Linked DNA regions of Mus musculus: region 1 is linked to region 2. Evidence: chromatin loops called from intact Hi-C (ENCODE). Cell type or tissue: gastrocnemius. All regions are shown on one strand. Each heading gives the region's core, and the rest is flanking DNA. Links, peaks and the distances in the headings are about the cores only.

What was found. Peaks named below come from ENCODE experiments on the same cell type or tissue, not always from the same donor. Only the 100,000 strongest peaks of a DNase experiment are listed, where the experiment ranks them.
Region 1: a loop joins it to region 2, with 2.4 times the contacts of the local background. A loop is called at or near these places in 10 of 42 quality-filtered maps.

The regions. Positions count from the first base shown.
Region 1 is chr7:118,492,717-118,501,093 of GRCm38, forward strand. No RefSeq gene overlaps it. Among named protein-coding and RNA genes, the nearest start is that of Itpripl2, 4.9 kb to the left of the region's middle. In gastrocnemius, for the core only: no CTCF peak of the experiment used is centred there; no DNase peak of the experiment used is centred there; H3K27ac peaks cover 1,399 bases.
Region 2 is chr7:118,444,568-118,452,944 of GRCm38, forward strand. It overlaps a transcript of Syt17 not described here. Among named protein-coding and RNA genes, the nearest start is that of Syt17, 5.2 kb to the left of the region's middle. In gastrocnemius, for the core only: CTCF peaks have their summits at 4,122 and 4,327; DNase peaks (open chromatin) are centred at 2,902, 3,336 and 4,170; H3K4me3 peaks cover 1,929 bases; H3K27ac peaks cover 1,517 bases.

The DNA.
Region 1 (8,377 bases), core at 45-8,044, 48 kb after region 2:
ACTCTGTACTTTAATGCTAATCCATACTGATAAGACCTTAGTGCTAATATCTATTGCCAATAAGTAGTATCTTCTCAGATTTTCTGATACTAGAGTCCAGCCAGGTTCCAAAGATCACCCAAAGTCACACAGCCTTTGCAGAGCTGTGCTTCCATCTAGAGGAGTCAGAAGGCAGGGTGGCCAGGGAAGAGGTCCATGTGTCCTTTGGGCATTTTTTTTTTTTCTGAGTCCTTTGTGAGGACTCTTACAAACCTGGAAAGCCTGCGCTTTTTCATAACACGAAAGTCCCAGGAACAATTTGAATGTATTTGAATAGTCGTCTGTATTTGTTCACACTTATTACACCTTGCTGCTGTATAAGGGGAGCAAGGGTAAATGACTTAGAGCATATGGGATCCCAACCATAGAACCAGGATAGAGGGTCATCCCAGCATTAGTCCAGGAGATCCTGACTGAACTAGTCAGGCTAAGCAGAAGTGTGTGTGTGTGTGTGTGTGTTCACTCACATTTATATGTGAAAGCCATAAGTTAACCTTGGGTGTTATTCCTCAGTGTCATTCCTTGGGTGCTATTCCGCCTTGGGTTTTGAGACAGGGTGTCTCACTGAACCTGAGGTTGCTGTTTCGGTGGCCAGCAGCTCCAGGCATTGGCTTGTTTCTACCTCCCCAGTGCTGGAGTTTCACATTCGGGCCATCGTGTGCTGCTCCTCCATACCTGCCTCCTCCTCACAGAGGTTCTGTGGATGGAACAAGGGTCTTCGTGCTTGTGAGGCGAGTGTTATACTGACTGAGCCATCTCCCCAGCCACTGGATTTATTTTTAGATCCCATGTATGCTGTTGCCAGAGTCCAGAGGATTCCTAGGGTGTCCTCACAAGGTGCCCCCCTTGTGTTTAAGTTGATACCAAGATTTACCACCACACATCCACCCCTTGACAACCTGACACACAGTCACCTTGCCTTATATCACCCTTAACTTCCAAATAAAAACAATAACTAGGTCATAATTCTGCCCAACATGATATAACTAGCCACATACAATCACTAATTAGTTATATATTTTAGACTAGATGGCAATGTCCCTTGAGGGATGCTTAGTCTTTTAGAGTTTCATGACGTAAATATGATAATAATCACTAATATTATCTCAACCTATGTTATATTACATTAGAGAAATGGAAGAAAGCAAAATGTCTGCTTAGTGTATATGTTCATATGTGTTCACATTCTTAGCAAAATACGACAGAAACACTGTGTCCATTATAATCGTGTCTGCAGCTGGTCACGTGGCCTTAGCTGGTATGTATAACTACCTTCCTTGATATTCTGTATTTCCTCCAGTCTCAGTAAGCACTTCAGCAGGTCTTGGCTCTTTTCCTGGAGGAGTGACCATACCTTCATTCCTGGGGAACGGTATCATATCAGTTGGTCTCTGCTGTGGGTAGATCTGGCACTCAGCAACACCCGTAGCCAGGTCAGGCTTTGTGAGTGAAAGTCTGTTTTGCTGAGCCCCTCTACAACCTGCGTCTCCGCCACCACGGCCACTTTGTTCATGCGCCTATTGGGTAGTGACAGGGATGGATTCCAAGAGGCCGACTTTTCCAGAATGTGTATTAGATAAGAAAGTACAGACTAGCTAACAAGATGAAGGGGACAGAAATACAGCCAGACATGGTTTAAGGGAAAATGTGTGGCGTCAAGGTAATGGAGGAATCCAAGGAGATCCTACTTCAGGTTAAGCTGGATCTAGGTCCAGTAAGTCCACATGTACCTATTTCCCTTCTGCCTCTCAGCTCTGTTTTCTCCTAATGGACTGGGCTCTGACAGGTCACCTCTGTATGCCAAGGGTTAGCCTAGCTGCACATTTTTCTGGGTTCGAAGGAAAAAAGTGTCTTGCTTCCCCAAAAGTTGTGACCAGTGCTATGCCTTGGGATACTGCCAGGTCATGTGTGAAGAGTGACCAAGTAAGAAAGGCAATGACAGTCCTCCCCTGGATTGTGCTTTCACCTCCAGATTCTATGTTCAAGCCCAGCCCCCAAGATGCCCATGTGGAGACAGGGCTTTGAGGAATTCACTATGTTTAAATGAGGTTGTAATGATGGGCCCCTAATCTGATAGAATCTGTGATGAGACATGGATGGCTGGCTTCACACTCCTCACCAAGGGAAGACTGACCATACATAGGATACAGGGAGAGGTGCCCATCTCTGAGCTGGGAAAGCAGCCCTCCTCAGAAACCTAACCCCAGCAGGCCTCCATCTTTTACTTCCCAGCCCCCAGACCCAGGTGCCGATAAGTCCCATTGTTTAAGTTGCTCAATTCATGGTGTTTGCAGTCAGCCCACAATGACTAATACTCTGGGTACCCAGCCCAGGGAACAGGACAAAGGGTCACTGTGGCAAGGGTGTTCCCCTAGAGCAAGTCACAGTGCCAACAGAAGGGGGCTAGGAAGAGCAGAGGCACCACATTTATGTCTTAGTCTTACTTTTCACTCTGGTCCTCTTGTCTCTGGAGTAGCCAGGGTCGTGACACTAACTAGGTGATTAATTTTCCCCTATTAGATATGGTGGCACACTACCTCCTACCACCAAACAATGTCAACACCATAGATCAGAGCTCAGCAAACACTTTTCATGAGGACCCACCCTGAGGACAGGTTCATACTGTGAGCCAGGCTCCCACAGCTGCTCAGGTCTGCTCAGTAGCCACAGGGTAGCTCTGCTCATTTCCTGGGCCACTAGAATGAAGCAGTACACAGGAGTGGCCCGAAGCTACCAGGAATGGTGACACCCATTTGTAATCCTGGTATTTGGGAAGTTCAGGCAGGAAGATCGATCATAAGCTTAGGGCCAGCCTGGACTCCATAGTGAAATCCTGTCTCAAAATATCAGAACCACCAAACTGATATCTTCTACAGGTCTAGAGGCTTCCGTAGCAAAGCCACAGGGCCAGGCTCTTCTTCCCCTCAAAGCCCCAGAGTGATAACACTGCAGTGTCGGCCATCTCTTTCCTCTGAGTTTGTTGGCATCTCTGTCTCCAAATCTCTCTCTCCTTTGTTTTGTAAATATGTCAGTTGTAAACTGGGCATTCTGGCTCACATCTGTAACTTCAGCACTTGGGAAGCTAAGGCAAAGGGATCCTATGAGTTTGACGCCAGACTGGGCTACACAGTCAATACCAGACCAGCCTAGGCTGAAGAGTGAGATCTCTTGTTTGTCTCAAGACAACAAGAAAAGCCATGCCAGACGTGGTAGCACAGACTTGTGATCCCAGCTACTTGGGTGACAGAGGCAAGAGAAGCTATAGTTCAAGGTCTTCCTGGGCTACAGAGAATCCAAAGCTAGCATGGAAAATTTAGGAAGAACTTGTATCACAAATTTGAAAACTACAGAGAGGGCTCTGGTGCAGCTCAGGGGCAAAGCATTTGCCTAGTCCGTGTAAGGGCCTAGGTCCAATACCCAGGACCAACAGTGTGGGGAGAAGAACCAATGAGTCAGTCATTGGTTTTAAAGCCTACCTTAGTCCCGTGTGACGTCATCTCACATCATTTAGCTCAGCAAAGACACTTTTAAATGAAGTCCGATTCATAGATAGCAGAGCCAGAATGTTTCCAAGTTTGGGAGACACCTGACCCAAATCACTGTAGCAGCTTCAGAAAACACGTCAGCTCGTGAATGGAGTCAACTGTGCCACTTATTTACAGATGCTGAAGCCTGAGTTTCCAAACATTGAAATAGACACCACTTGATTTTTTTCCCCCAAGTAGTTAAGACCATAAACCAGGCATGGTAGCATGCACCTATAATCCTAGCTCTCAGGAGGCTTAGATAGGGGTATCATGAGTTCAAGTCCAGCCTAGACTATGGAGTTAGACCCTGTTTCAAGAAAACCAATTAGCTACTTGGTGCTAATAAATAAATAGATAAATAAATAAATAAACCTCAGCTTGAGAGGTCTCATGTAGATTTGTTGCCCTTCACCTTGAGCTTGGGGGCAAAGTATTAACTATTTGTATAGAGTATTACATGGATAGGATAACTTACAGAAAGATTTCTTCTTCCTTCTCCTCTTCCTCTTCCTTTTTTTTTTAATTTTTATTTTTTTGAGACAGGGTGTCTTTATATATTCCTGGCTGTCCTGAAACTTGCTATGCAGACCAGGCTGGCCTCAGACTCATAAAGACCTGCCTGCCTCAGCCTTCCAAGTGTGGGTCTAAAGCTGTGCACCATCAAAACTATTTGGGTTTCCTTGTCTCTGATCACAGCCTTGAGGGTTCAGTGGTCACTGGGCTCCGTTCCTGGGCCATAGCAAAGTGGGAGGAGTTAAGGAATAACACAGTGGTGGGAGGTGGGGGGTGTGTGCTTCATCTAATGGTGGGCAGGATACAAAGCAGAGACCATGTATCCCCTTTACAATCATACCCCAGTGACCTACATTCTTCCAGCTAGGTCCCACTTCCTAAAGTTTCTAGAACCTCCTAGAACAGTGAGACCAACTTGGCACCATGACATATGAACCAGTGGAGGACATTTCATGTTCAAACAGCAAAGGCATGTAGATTCTCTGGTCTGTTGAGCTGGCAGGTCTGAGTGGAGAACATGTCCAAATTTAGGTCTAAGAATGAACTTCTATTTTGTTCAAGGCAAAATGACAAGGGCAAGAAGAACTAGAGTGCTGGGTAGTCAGTGCTCAGTCATTTCTAAGACTTGTTTGCTACAGCCTCAACTAGAGTCCTCTCCACCAATGTAGTCAAAGCCATCTGTCTTCCTCCCTGCTTTGCTCCTGCAGTCCCCTGCGGGGTCCTCCATTCATAACACAGTCGCCAGAGTAGCTTTTCTACAACCTGAGAAAACCACATGGGCTCTCTTCTGAAACTTGACACACTTCTTTTTTGTTCAGAATAAACCCCCTAGAACATCTGTAATCTCTAAGATCCTGCAGAAAGAGCCACACACTCGGATATCTCTCCTGTGCTCTCTCCTCTCCTCCCTGAAGCTCCCTGTTCTGTCAGTACTTAGGTTACATACACACCTCCTAATCCTTCTAATCCTTTCAAAGAGCCCACTCCCTGATAACTAAGAATTCAGATATATGAGCCAGTAGGGGGCCATTGTTATTCAAACCACCACAGAGGCAATTCCTAAGTGAAGGTTTCCTCTTCCCAGATGACTCTAGTTTTTGTCAGGTTGACAAGAAGCAACCAGCACACCATCCTTGCTGTCCCGTCTCTAGGCTATTCTTTCCTATTCCCTTGCCTATGCCCTATACTTATCCCCTTTGACCAAAGTTCTGACGATGACTCATAGCTCCCTCCCTCCCTTTTTCCACATCCTGGAAGGGGCACCTTCCTTAACTCTGCCCAAAGAACCTAAGACAGCAGACCCCACCACTCTGTGCTCACACCCCACTTTATTTTTCTTCTAAACATTATCCATCTCCTGCCACATGACACAGCTGGCTCTCTATATCCTTAGATTCAACCAGTTGAGTGTTGAAAACATTGTTTAAGTTTTTCCTCAGGGACCAGGAAGATGGGTGAAGCATTTGACTCAAAATCATGAAAACTGGAACTCAAATATCCTCGAACCATAAAAGCCAGGATTGGCGCCAGGCATCCATCTTAATTCAGGGTTCCTACAGTGGAAGGAGAGAGTACTGATGCCTGAAGCTGTCATCAGACCTCTACACATATGGTCTGGCAGGACATACGTGCATGCAAGCATAAGAGTGTGTGTGTGTGTGTGTATGTGTGCGCACACACACACACACACAGAGAGAGAGAGAGAGAGAGAGAGAGAGAGAGAGAGAGATGTCCTGAACATGTGCAGACTTCTACATTTCAGATTGTTCCCTACAGAGGACTGTGGGATAAGAATTTACACAGCCTTGACATTGTATGAGGCATCTATCACAAGTCATCTAGAAATTATTTATAGTCAGGGGTTACACGAGTATCCTCTGCCTTTTGGGTTTTAGTATCTAAAGGGGTCCTAAAACAAATCCCCACCCCCAATACTGAGGGATGGGGAGTATGTGCCACCCCTCCCCGGGTACTCAGGGATGTGATGGGGAGTATGTATTGGCCATTCTTGAGATTTATTCTTTTGTCCTTGTGGAAAGTACTACAGAAGCAGACCTGTGTCTGTGTTCTTTTTCATGAATGTACTCCTGGCTCCCAGAGCAGTGTCCAAGACATGGTAATCCCTGATAACTATGGTTGGGCATTTGCTTAATGTCAGGTTACATTCGGCAAGGAGCTTTGCTTTGCAATCTCGTTGTTTCGAGAACATCACAGACTATACTTGCACACAGTAAGGGTGTCATCATCTACGGAACCACCCGGGGTCCATTCAGGAACAAAGCACACCGCCCTTGGCTGGACTTGCTGAGTGTTTCAGTTTCCCATGCCTGCTGTGAAATCACCATACACCGGATGGCTTAAAACCACCCAGGTGTGTCTGCTCAGTGCTGTGGTCTGGGTGAGGAACAACCAACCACACGGGCTGAGGTTGGCTCACTTGGTCTCCAACTGGCAGTGCTGTCTGGGGAGGCTGGGGAGCCTTGGCACGGGAGGCAAGGCTGCCAGAGGTGAGTCACGGGTGTGTGTGAGGGGTGGGGGATGTTACACCTTTGAGAGTTATGCCCTGTCCCCACCCCACTCCACCAGAGCTCTCTGCATTCTGATCCACCTGGATGTGAACAAGTCTAGCCCCACCCCCCATACTTCTTTACCATGATAGACTGTGCCCTCTAAGCCACAAGCCAAAATAAGTTCTTCCTTCCTATATGGGTTGCTTTTCTGTTGCTATGACAAAACACCAGGACGAAGGCAACTTGTAGAAGTTTATTAGGAATTATGGCCCCAGAGTGATAAGAGTCTGTCACCATAACAGCAGAGAGGCGTGGAAGCAGGTAGGTGTAGAAGGCACAAGTCCTCACAGATAAGGAGAAACAAGGAGTGTCCATCACACAGGGCTGGCTCCTCAGTGGAGGAAATGGATACCTCGTTTCCACCCAGAAGGATGGGAGCAGATGTTAATAACCTGGTGACCTTTCCTATCTGTAGAGCCAGACCTCACCCCAACCCCCAGAATGTTTATCCCTGACTCTCCCTCCATGGACTTTTATCTTTAGCTTTGATTCTCAGCCAATAGATGGCATCCTTAGGGGAGCTGTCACATGTACTTTATAGTCTGGTGACCTCTACACTATCTCCAGATCCTGGGCCCTTAAGCTATAAAGTCCATCTTCATAGCAGATATCACTTGTACTTGGCAAAGAGTTTTGATACAGTCACACCTGCAGCTGTATTGTACACATAGGATTGAGATAATTGTTTCCAGAAAACGTTTTTCCAAAATTGGACTGGGCTTAAAGATGTCTAAAATAAACTGGTGTCAGACTTCAGAAGTTTGAACCAGAGCCCGACTAAGACACACTAACGGGTTTGCTTCTTACCTCATTGCTTCCAGAGGTCACCTCAGGCAGTCATGGCAGCAGGAACAGCTGAAAGCTCACACCGCCCACCACAAGCAAGAGGCAGAGAGAACACGCTGGGAATGGCACAGGGCGTGCCCATGACATACTTCTCCCAGCAAGGTCACACCTCCTAAACCTACCTAAAGTCACCGACTGGGGACCAAGTATTCAGCTGCCTGAGAATGTGGGAGACATCTCACTCAAACCACCACACTTACCACAGTCCCTTAAGTTGAGTAACAGGAAAGCAATGGCTGTGCTTCCAAGAAACAGAATTTAAGGTGTCAGAGGGCTGGGCCCCCTTGCAAGGAGAGGGTCCTTCCTGCCTCTTCCATGTTTTGATGTTCTAGCACTCCAGGGTTGTAGACACAAAACTCCAATCCTTGCCTACATCCACACATGGACTTCTCTGGGATTTTTGTCTCCTTTTCTGCTTCTTATAAGAACTCCTAGGTTTGTTTGTTTGTTTGGTTGGTTGGTTGGTTGGTTGTTTGGTTGGTTGGTTGGTTGGTTGGTTTTGACCTTTTTTTCCACCTGGGTAATCCTCTGGACATCACCAAGAGATGTTTAATTTATGAGTCTTAACTCAAAGATCTTTAATTATATCTGCAGAGATCCTTTTTCCAAATAAGGTAATTCTTGGGGATGGGCACATCTTTTTAGGGGGTGTGATGGTCAATCTTCATTGTCAACTTGTCTGGATTTATAATCCCCAAGGAAGCCTAACTCCGGGCCTGTCTGTGAACCCCCAGAGAGGTTCAACTGAAGAGGGAAGACCCACCCTGAATGTAGACAGCACCACTCTGTGGGCTGACATCCTAGACTGAGAAACAAAACAAAACAAAACAAAACAACACAAAACAAAACAACACAACAACAAGAAACATGCAGAAGAAGGCC
Region 2 (8,377 bases), core at 240-8,239:
TTTACCCTCCCAAGTTCTGAGATTATAGATATATACTGTCATTCCCGACTGGATTTTTTTTTTGTAAGTTAAAATTAAAAAAAAAAAGAGAGAGAGAGAGTTTATTTTTCCCGTGTATTTGTGTATACACATGTACACATGTGGCATACGTACATTTTCCTGTACGTAACTGTGCACACCTGTATGTGGAGAACAGGTTAGTGTCAGGTGCCTTCCTCAGTTGCTCTGCCTGATTTTTTTTTTGGACACAGGGTCTGGACCAGGACAGAATGTGGAGCTCATCAACACAAGGCTGGTTGGCCAGTGAGCCACTGAGTCCCCCTGTCTCGGACTCCCCGGCGCTAGGGTAACACACTACCACACTCGGCTCTTACATGGGTGCAGGGGGTTTGAACTCAAGTCAAAAAGGTCCAATTCTAAAATAAACATTTAAAAAAATCAATTAATAATAGCACAGGTGGTGGCTCTATTAACTTTTAAAACTCAAGCTCCTGGAAGTGCCATGGACTGCCTCCTGGGAAAGCACTTAAGGGCACTCACTAACCACAGATCCTCCAAAGCTCAAACTCAGCAGAGCACAGAGTACGGTGGGCCACAGAGCATATGCCCTAGTGAGTTGGGAAGGAGGTGGGCTCTGAGCCTGGGTCATTTTTTTTTTTATGAGACAGGACCCTTGGTATGAAAATGCTGTATGGCTCCCAACCTCAAAGTAAATACAACTTCTCTGTGGCTTCTGAGACAAGGCGATTTCCCCTAGGTACCAAGTGGGGCTAGCATGAAAAAGGGCTTAAAGATTTTTGACATAAGCTAAGTACCGCATTGTGTGTACCCATCATCTTGGCTCCAGGAGTCTGAGACAGGGAGGTTGTGAATTGGAGGTCAGCCTGGACTAGACTGTGTTTCAAAAACAAAACAAAACAAACAACAAACAAACAAAAACCAAGGGAGGTCATGTGGGCTGGCTGAGTGTAAGGTGCTTATCACCAAACCCAGTGATCTGAGTTAAGCCCCCAGGACCCACAGGATGGAAGGAGAGAGCTGACTCCCAGAGCCGTTCTGCCGCACGTGCCCTGGTGTGTTTGATCCTCCCCATCCTCCAGTTCCCCCTAAGCACCCCAAAGTGAGAATTTGGATGTAAACTATTACGTTCCAGCCGTCTAGGACGTTCTGGCAATTTACAGGTGTGTCCTTGGGACATGGGTGGGCCAAAGAGACCCATTTAGCCTTTTATACAGCCTTGATGAACACAGAAGAGCCACTGTAAGCTCCCTCGATGGCACCCATCTTTCTCAAAGCTCAGGTGCAAGATGGTGGTGGCCCAGGAGCAACCCAAGGTGGAGACCACGGGGACAGAAAAGAAGCCTCAAGTCCAGGGTCTCATTCTGCCTTGTCACATCCTCTGGGTTAACTCTTCTGATGCGGGTGGAGAAGTGATTCAAGCTGGGAATCATAAAGAGAAAATCCCGGGCACACAGAGGGAACACAGAGGAGACAGAGTTCAGAAGACTCCAGCTCCCTCTAACCAGCCCTACCGCAGGCTGGTACATGTCCCTCCAACAGAGAAGGACCCGTGTATTTCCTGACTTTCAGAAAGGCCCTGAAACTCATTGACCAAAATAAATAAAGCTTTGTGGGTGCATAGCCATGCCCACTCTCTGACCTCCCTTTGTGCTTGCTTTTTTTTTTTTTTTTTTTCCTGTTTTTCCAATTGGAAAACTGTGACCAAAGAAAAAGAATATTACGCTCTGGGTCCCGTAGAAGTTCAAAGACTTTTTCTAAGAGGGAAGCCAGGACCATTGAGACATCTGACTTCCACATCTTCCTCCCAGCCTACAGTTTAGATCCCACCTTGACTGCTAAGTAGCTGTGCGTCCTTGACAAGTGACTCAAGGACTCTGTGCTGACATATGGTTTAGGTAACTGAACGCTGTGACTTACTGTAATCCCAGCACTCAGAAGACGGAGGCGGGAGAATCACAGGCTAGCCTGGACTACATAGCAAGATCCTGCCTCAGAAAAAGAAAATGTCTAATTCAATGAAGAACCATAAAAGCCAGTCTCGCTGTTCTCTGCTCACTCTCTCGGGCATCAGAAGGAGCAGGGATCGTGACCTACATCCTCAACGCTGGTCCATAATTGGTGTCAGCCAAGTGTTGACAAGCAACTATTGAATACATACTCCAACAACTTTCAGGACACAAATGTACAGTAAGTGTGACCTTCACTGAACTTGAAATCAGGACCTAAGCAATCCATGACAAGGCAAACCATTCCTGGAGAGGGTCCGCTTCTGCCAGGTGACAGACTATCTGAGGAACTGGAACAAGGGAGAAGAGTTGGGGGGGGAGGGGAATGTCTGCAGTCCCCACTCCACCTCATCCCCAAGCTGAGATGAGGGGACAAAAAGTGAGTTCCTGAATATGGGAGCCACTCTGCTCACCTCCCCTATGTCTAGGGGCAGGCAGGCAGCCCTAGAAGCCGCAGCTCTTCTAGATCTGTTTGCAGGGTAGGGGGTAGGAGTCTGACCGTGTGACCTTGGCATGACCTGTCATTACTTTTTGTAAAGAAACTGGTTTCTTTGCCAAGCAGCACAGTCCATTTCCACCCAACCCCTCTAAAGGAGTTAGGGGAGGGGTGTTAACTTGGTATTTCTGGGAGTCTTGGGGGCGCTCTGTGGGAGGCATGGGGGGGGGGGGTCCTGCACTTCACAGACCTCAACATACTAAAGTAACCGTCCCCATCTCCCTCACCAGTGTGCTCTGGCCTCTGGATGTCCCCACCCCTCTGCACCCAGCACCCGGGCAAACGATGTCCTTGTCCCTCCAGGTCTGAACAGCTGCCTCCAGCTGGCTCCACCGGCCAATTAGTCCGAGCCGTCACCACGGCAACGGGCGCTGGCGGGCCGGGTGGCTGGCGTGCCCCGGGTCGCCCTCCTACTTTCCCCCCTCTGGGGTGGGTACCTAGGGGTAGGGGGTGAGGAGTTGCAAAGTCACCTCGGGTTCTCTCCTCCCAGGGAGGAGAGCGCGAGGTTGCAAGTCCCACGTAGGGCCCCTGACCTAGCTCCAGAACACGCACAGGTGCCTGCTCTGGGACACCCGTTGTTTTGTTGTATTTTCGTGTTTTGTTTTTATTTTATCCAGTAAGTTTGTGGGAGCTGGGTGGTGCGCACTCCCGCGGCGCGCGCTCCCGGCGGAGGGGGCGCGGTCCCCGGTATTCCCTGGCCGTCGCCCCCAGCCACCGTCCTACCTGGATGTACGCCATCTTCGCCCGCGCTCACTCACTCCGGCCCGGGCATGGCGTCGCCACAGCCCCTTTGCCCTCGCCGATTCGGCGAGGTGGCACAGCCAGCCGGCAAGATATCAGTGGGCGGCCGGGTGGCCCCAGACGTGACTGGCGTGGCTGATGAGCGGCGCCCGCCCCTCTGCCGACCGCCCCGTCCTTGCCCAGCCCTGCGGGGCCGCCTCCCTGGAGCGCAGAACCTGGATGCCCGAGGTCCTCCGCTTCGGTTTCTGGTGGGCCGGCACCCACATCCACACCTTGGGGTGCTCCCTGGTTGCAAAAAAGCTGGAGCGCCTGGCCAGGGAGCCCCGGGAGAGCCGCGGGGACTGCGGCGACCCCGGCGCAGGCGGGGCGGGCGACGCCAGGGCCGGAGTGCGGGAGGCGGGGGAGGGGATGGGACCTCAAAGGGGTGGGTGGGGGCGGTGCCCGGGTCAGCGCTGCGGGCAGGCACCTATCCACTGCCTGATCGACAGCAGGGCTTTCGGGCGACTGCGAGGCGGAGGTGACACTGCGCTGCTAGCTGTGGGTCTGGAGTTGGGGTGTCTTCTCCATCCTGCCCTCTCCCCAAGCGGCTTGGCGAAAGTTTTATACCAGCCGCACCCGATGCGCCTAGAACCCGGCTGTGGAGTGTATAGAGGCTGAAGGGCGGGCACCACCCTGGAACCTGGTAGTCCCCCCACCCCAGGGCAGTACTGTGGTAGGGGGATGCTCACCCTCGCTAGGCTTTGCGTGGGCCCCTTTACCCTAACCGGTTGGGCTGAATGAAGCCCTGGACGCAACAGGTCTGGCGAAGGGCGGCGGCGCAGCGCCACCCAGCGTTTGGCTGCGCCCGGGGGCGTGACTCGGCCCGATGGCATCTGGGACCCATGTCCTGGACTTGTCACCGAGATTTGGCTTCGCCTGCCGGCCCTTGGGGCTGAGCCCCAGCACTGGAAGATTCCTAGCGTATCTTCCAGCCCAGGATCTCCATCGCAAGGACACCAAGCTTGGCGCAATCCTCCGGCTAAGGACCTGAAGTGGACCGTGGTCCTCCTTGGGTTTCCATTTTCCATGCCTGGCAGCTGGTGTCGCTGCTCGCCAGCTCATCAAGCTTGTCACTTCAATCTCTTGGCGGCCCTGTCCTTTCACCATTAAAAATGGGGTCAAATTTCTGCCCAGCCTAGCTTCCAGGGGAGGTAAACGAGTAAAAAAAAAAAAAAAAAAAAAAGCAAGTAATTAAGTATGTAATACACACAAGGAAAAATCTAGCTTTTGGAAGAACGACATTTGTAGCACAGCACGAGACATGTTGAATAACGCATCCCCTGAGCCTAACAGCCATCACCTTCATTAGAGCAGCTGTGCTGTTTGTAAGAGAATCCGAGGTAGAGTTTGTTGACTTGTAGCCTTCCCTCAAAGTTGGAAGACTGGGAAGGGTCGGTGGACCCTCGCTTAGATTCTGGCCACTCCCTCCTGCACCTCCCAGCCATTGTATGTAATTCTACCCATCTGCATGAACCCTGTCTCAGAGATGCTAGAGTCTATGTAGACAGACTGTGGAAGGTTAGTTGAAGCGAGGTGGGTTGAGGGATGACCTTCATATATGCAGCAAAAGGAAAGAGAGTCGCCCCCCCCCCCGCCCCCAGCGGTGCAGCTGCTTTGGGGTCACCCAGGCTCGTGAAAGTAAACCACATAAACTCTGGTTCTCCAAGCTGGGTTTCGGTGGCCTAGCTCTTTGTTTTGTCTTTGGAGCCCTTTGGATAAAGTGTTTATGTTTGTCTTGGGAAAGGATACATTGAGGGTAGGTAATGGGGCTGGCAAGTCCTGGTTTCCAGAGCATCACTTCGGTACCTTACCCCCCACCCCCAACCCTCTGTATCTCTACTACAGAGCCCAGAGCTGGGTAGGCCCAGGGCAAAGTGTCTGCTTGTTGCTGCACATTTTGTCCCCTGCTCTGGGACAGCTCTTACTTACAGATTCATGGGGAGACTGAGGTGCAGAGGTAAGGCCACCCCTCCCCACTAAGGCAATGACTTCCCTGGTCCTGCTTGGCAGGTTTAACCTGGTTTTCAGTGTTTCCTTTGTGGGAAAGGGGGCTTCACAGAGGATGAGTACTTCGAGACATGGGTGGGGGTTAGAGGAGTTTGCTAGGTGTTTCTTTTAATACTAATATCTAACTTAAATTATTATTTAACTTATTGTTATTATTTATTATTATTATTATTATTAAAATTTAAAGTTCTCACCATGTAGCCCAGGCTGGCCTCAGACTCTAGATCTGCCCCCCACCTCAAAGTGTGGAGTTACAATCGTGCAAAGTGTGCCCTGCTAACCTACGCTCATTTCCACACCCATCTTCTACACTTGGCGCACATTCAACATTTTAATTTTTAGATAAACTCGAAGTAGACTGCTTTACTGTCTATCTGTTTAGTTGTGGAAAAATAGGGGAGACTTATAGAGATAAAGACACTTGTCAAGAGGGTACACAGAGTCCAGGGGATAGCATCCAGATTCAGAAGGCCTAAACTTAAGCCCTAGCCACTGTGGCTGGTGGGATGCTTGATCCTAGGGGGAAGGGAGATGAACATCTTGCAGCAAGCCTAAGACATTGATAGTTCTCTCATCTGGCTCCTTTTCCCCTCTCCTTCCTTCCCTTCCCTCTGCTCCACCTGCCTCCTCTTCTACCATCCTCCTTCTCCTTACCACTCCTTTCCCTGAACCCTTCTCCCTGGTCTTTTATAGGCAAGGTCCCACTGTGTACCCATAGCTTGCCTCAAACTATTCACAAAGCCAAGCCTGGCCTTGAACTCTCCATTCTCCTGCCTCTCCCTCCCTAGGGCTGAGATTACAGGTGATTTGAAGTCTGTGAGAATATTAAGCACCCCTAGTGAGGAAATAAAAGTGTTTATTTGATGGGGACATCATAGAATCTGCTAATCTACTTCTGTTGTTAGTAGATGTCTTGGTTGTTATGCAAGGTACCTAGAACAATGGGTGCTTAGTAAATATTTAGGTGCTTGCTGAGTGCGTAAATATAAATGGACAGTAACGGCCCCATTACAATGGGGTACTGAGCATGTCACACGATTCTTGTTTAATCTCTGTTGGAACTCTGAAAAACTGGTACAGTTGCCATCTATCTCCCTTTTGTAAGTGAAGAGGCTGAAGTATTGGCTTGGAAGGCAATATGAGTTATCCACAGGAAAGACGGGATAAGCTTATCTGTTTCCCAGTAACGGGCCAGCTGCTCATGGCTTGTCCCATCCACAGATGAAAGAGCCAACCAGAGGTGAACTTAAGCCTTTCAACAGATGAGTTTGTTAGGTCACTTCAAGACTGGGTTCCGGGGTCCTGGGGTCTTTTGATCATTTCTCTGTCCTTCATAGGCACTTGCACCCCAGCTCTGAGATGTCTGGACTCAGACCAAGGTTGTGTCTGTTTCTTTGAGGCAGACGGCACCTCTGCTTGTGGTGGACAAACTTCTGTGGACAAACTACATGTGACTTGTGGGGGTGACAAAGGGGAAACCCCAGGGGTACAGTGCTGAGGGTCAGAGATGGCTTCTTGAGGGACTGTCCTTAAACCAAGTATTGCAGTCAAAGGGATTGTTCTAGAGGCCAGTGGTTCTTGATTTCAGAGAATCTATGGAGAGGTGGGTGTCCATGGGGCCTGTGAACTCACTCAGCCCTACCAAATCCTATAATTTACATTGCAAAGGCAGGCAGCAAACCAGAACACAGGCTCTGACCAAGGGAACGCCTTGGACTGTGTTATGGCTGCTGTAGACGCTTGAAGTCCCACTTGTACTTTTAAATAATTGTCTTTCTTATCAAGTTTATTTATTTATTGTGTGTATATATGATGTGTGTGAGGGAGGGAGGGAACAGGCATGTACGTGCCTCAGGAGGCATGCAGAGGTGAGAGGACAACTTTCAGGCATCTATTCTTTCCTTCCTCCATGTGAGCCCAGGGATGGGACTCACGTTATCAGGCTGAGCAGCCAGTGCCTCTATAACCACACAGCCCATGTTTGGACTCTTTATAGTTTGCAAATTGCAATGGTTAGGAGGCCCACCACTAGATCTTTGCAATGAGTGTATCAATAATGAAATATATATAATGTGGGTTTGATGGCCCATGCCTATAATGCCAAACACTCAAGAGACAGAGGCAAGAGAATTAAGCATTCCAGGCCAGCCTGTGCTATGTGGTGATACTCTGATTCAAAGTCCAGAAGAAACAGTCTAAATATTTGCTCTATCCTCACAGGCAAGTACAGCTCTCACTCCTTAGCAAGACAGCAGACAGGGAGCATTACAAAAACCCCACGACCAATCCAAAGGCAGAGTTGTGAAGCTTACCCACAGTGGGTACATCTACAGAACAACTCCTACACCTAAGGCTCAGGGGAGTTTGTGGAGGAGGGGGTGGGAAAAGCCAGGATCAAGGAGTATGATGTGAGATTGTGAATGCCGGGAATGTCAGAGGCCACACCCATAAATCCTGCCGCCGTGACTGCCTCAACATGCACAGAACAATGGCAATAGCAATAGGCACGAGGAAAGACCACAAGGCCCCATCCATACAGCACACTGTGGGTTACTAAGGAACTCCGAGTGGGAGAGATAGTCTTCCCCATGGAAGAGCACACCAAATGGTCAGCCCTGAAAACATACATACATACAAGTAACATTTTACAGACCAAGCAGGTTATATTTAGAGATGTTATGTATACATATATGCACGCAACAGCAATTAATGAAAAAAGAGGTTACAAATTTGAGTGGGAGCAAGGAGGGATGTGGGGGGGGGGGTTGGATACAGAAAAAAGAGGGGAGAGATCATGTAATTATAATCTCAAAAATTAAAGAAAGCATAAAATAAATAAATAAAAATCTAGGAGAAAGAGAAGGAAGATAGATATTCTTCCCATTTCAATTTGTTTAAATATTTTGATAAGTGCATATTCAAGCAGTTAATTTCTCTGTTCTGTGATGTAACTATGTTCTATATTTGTAAAAGCATTCTCCTAAATTCAGTCTTTAGGCTTTCATGGACTGGCCATGGGCCAATGGTACAGGCGATAAAGCTCCCTCCCCCCCAAAGGCAGCAGGTG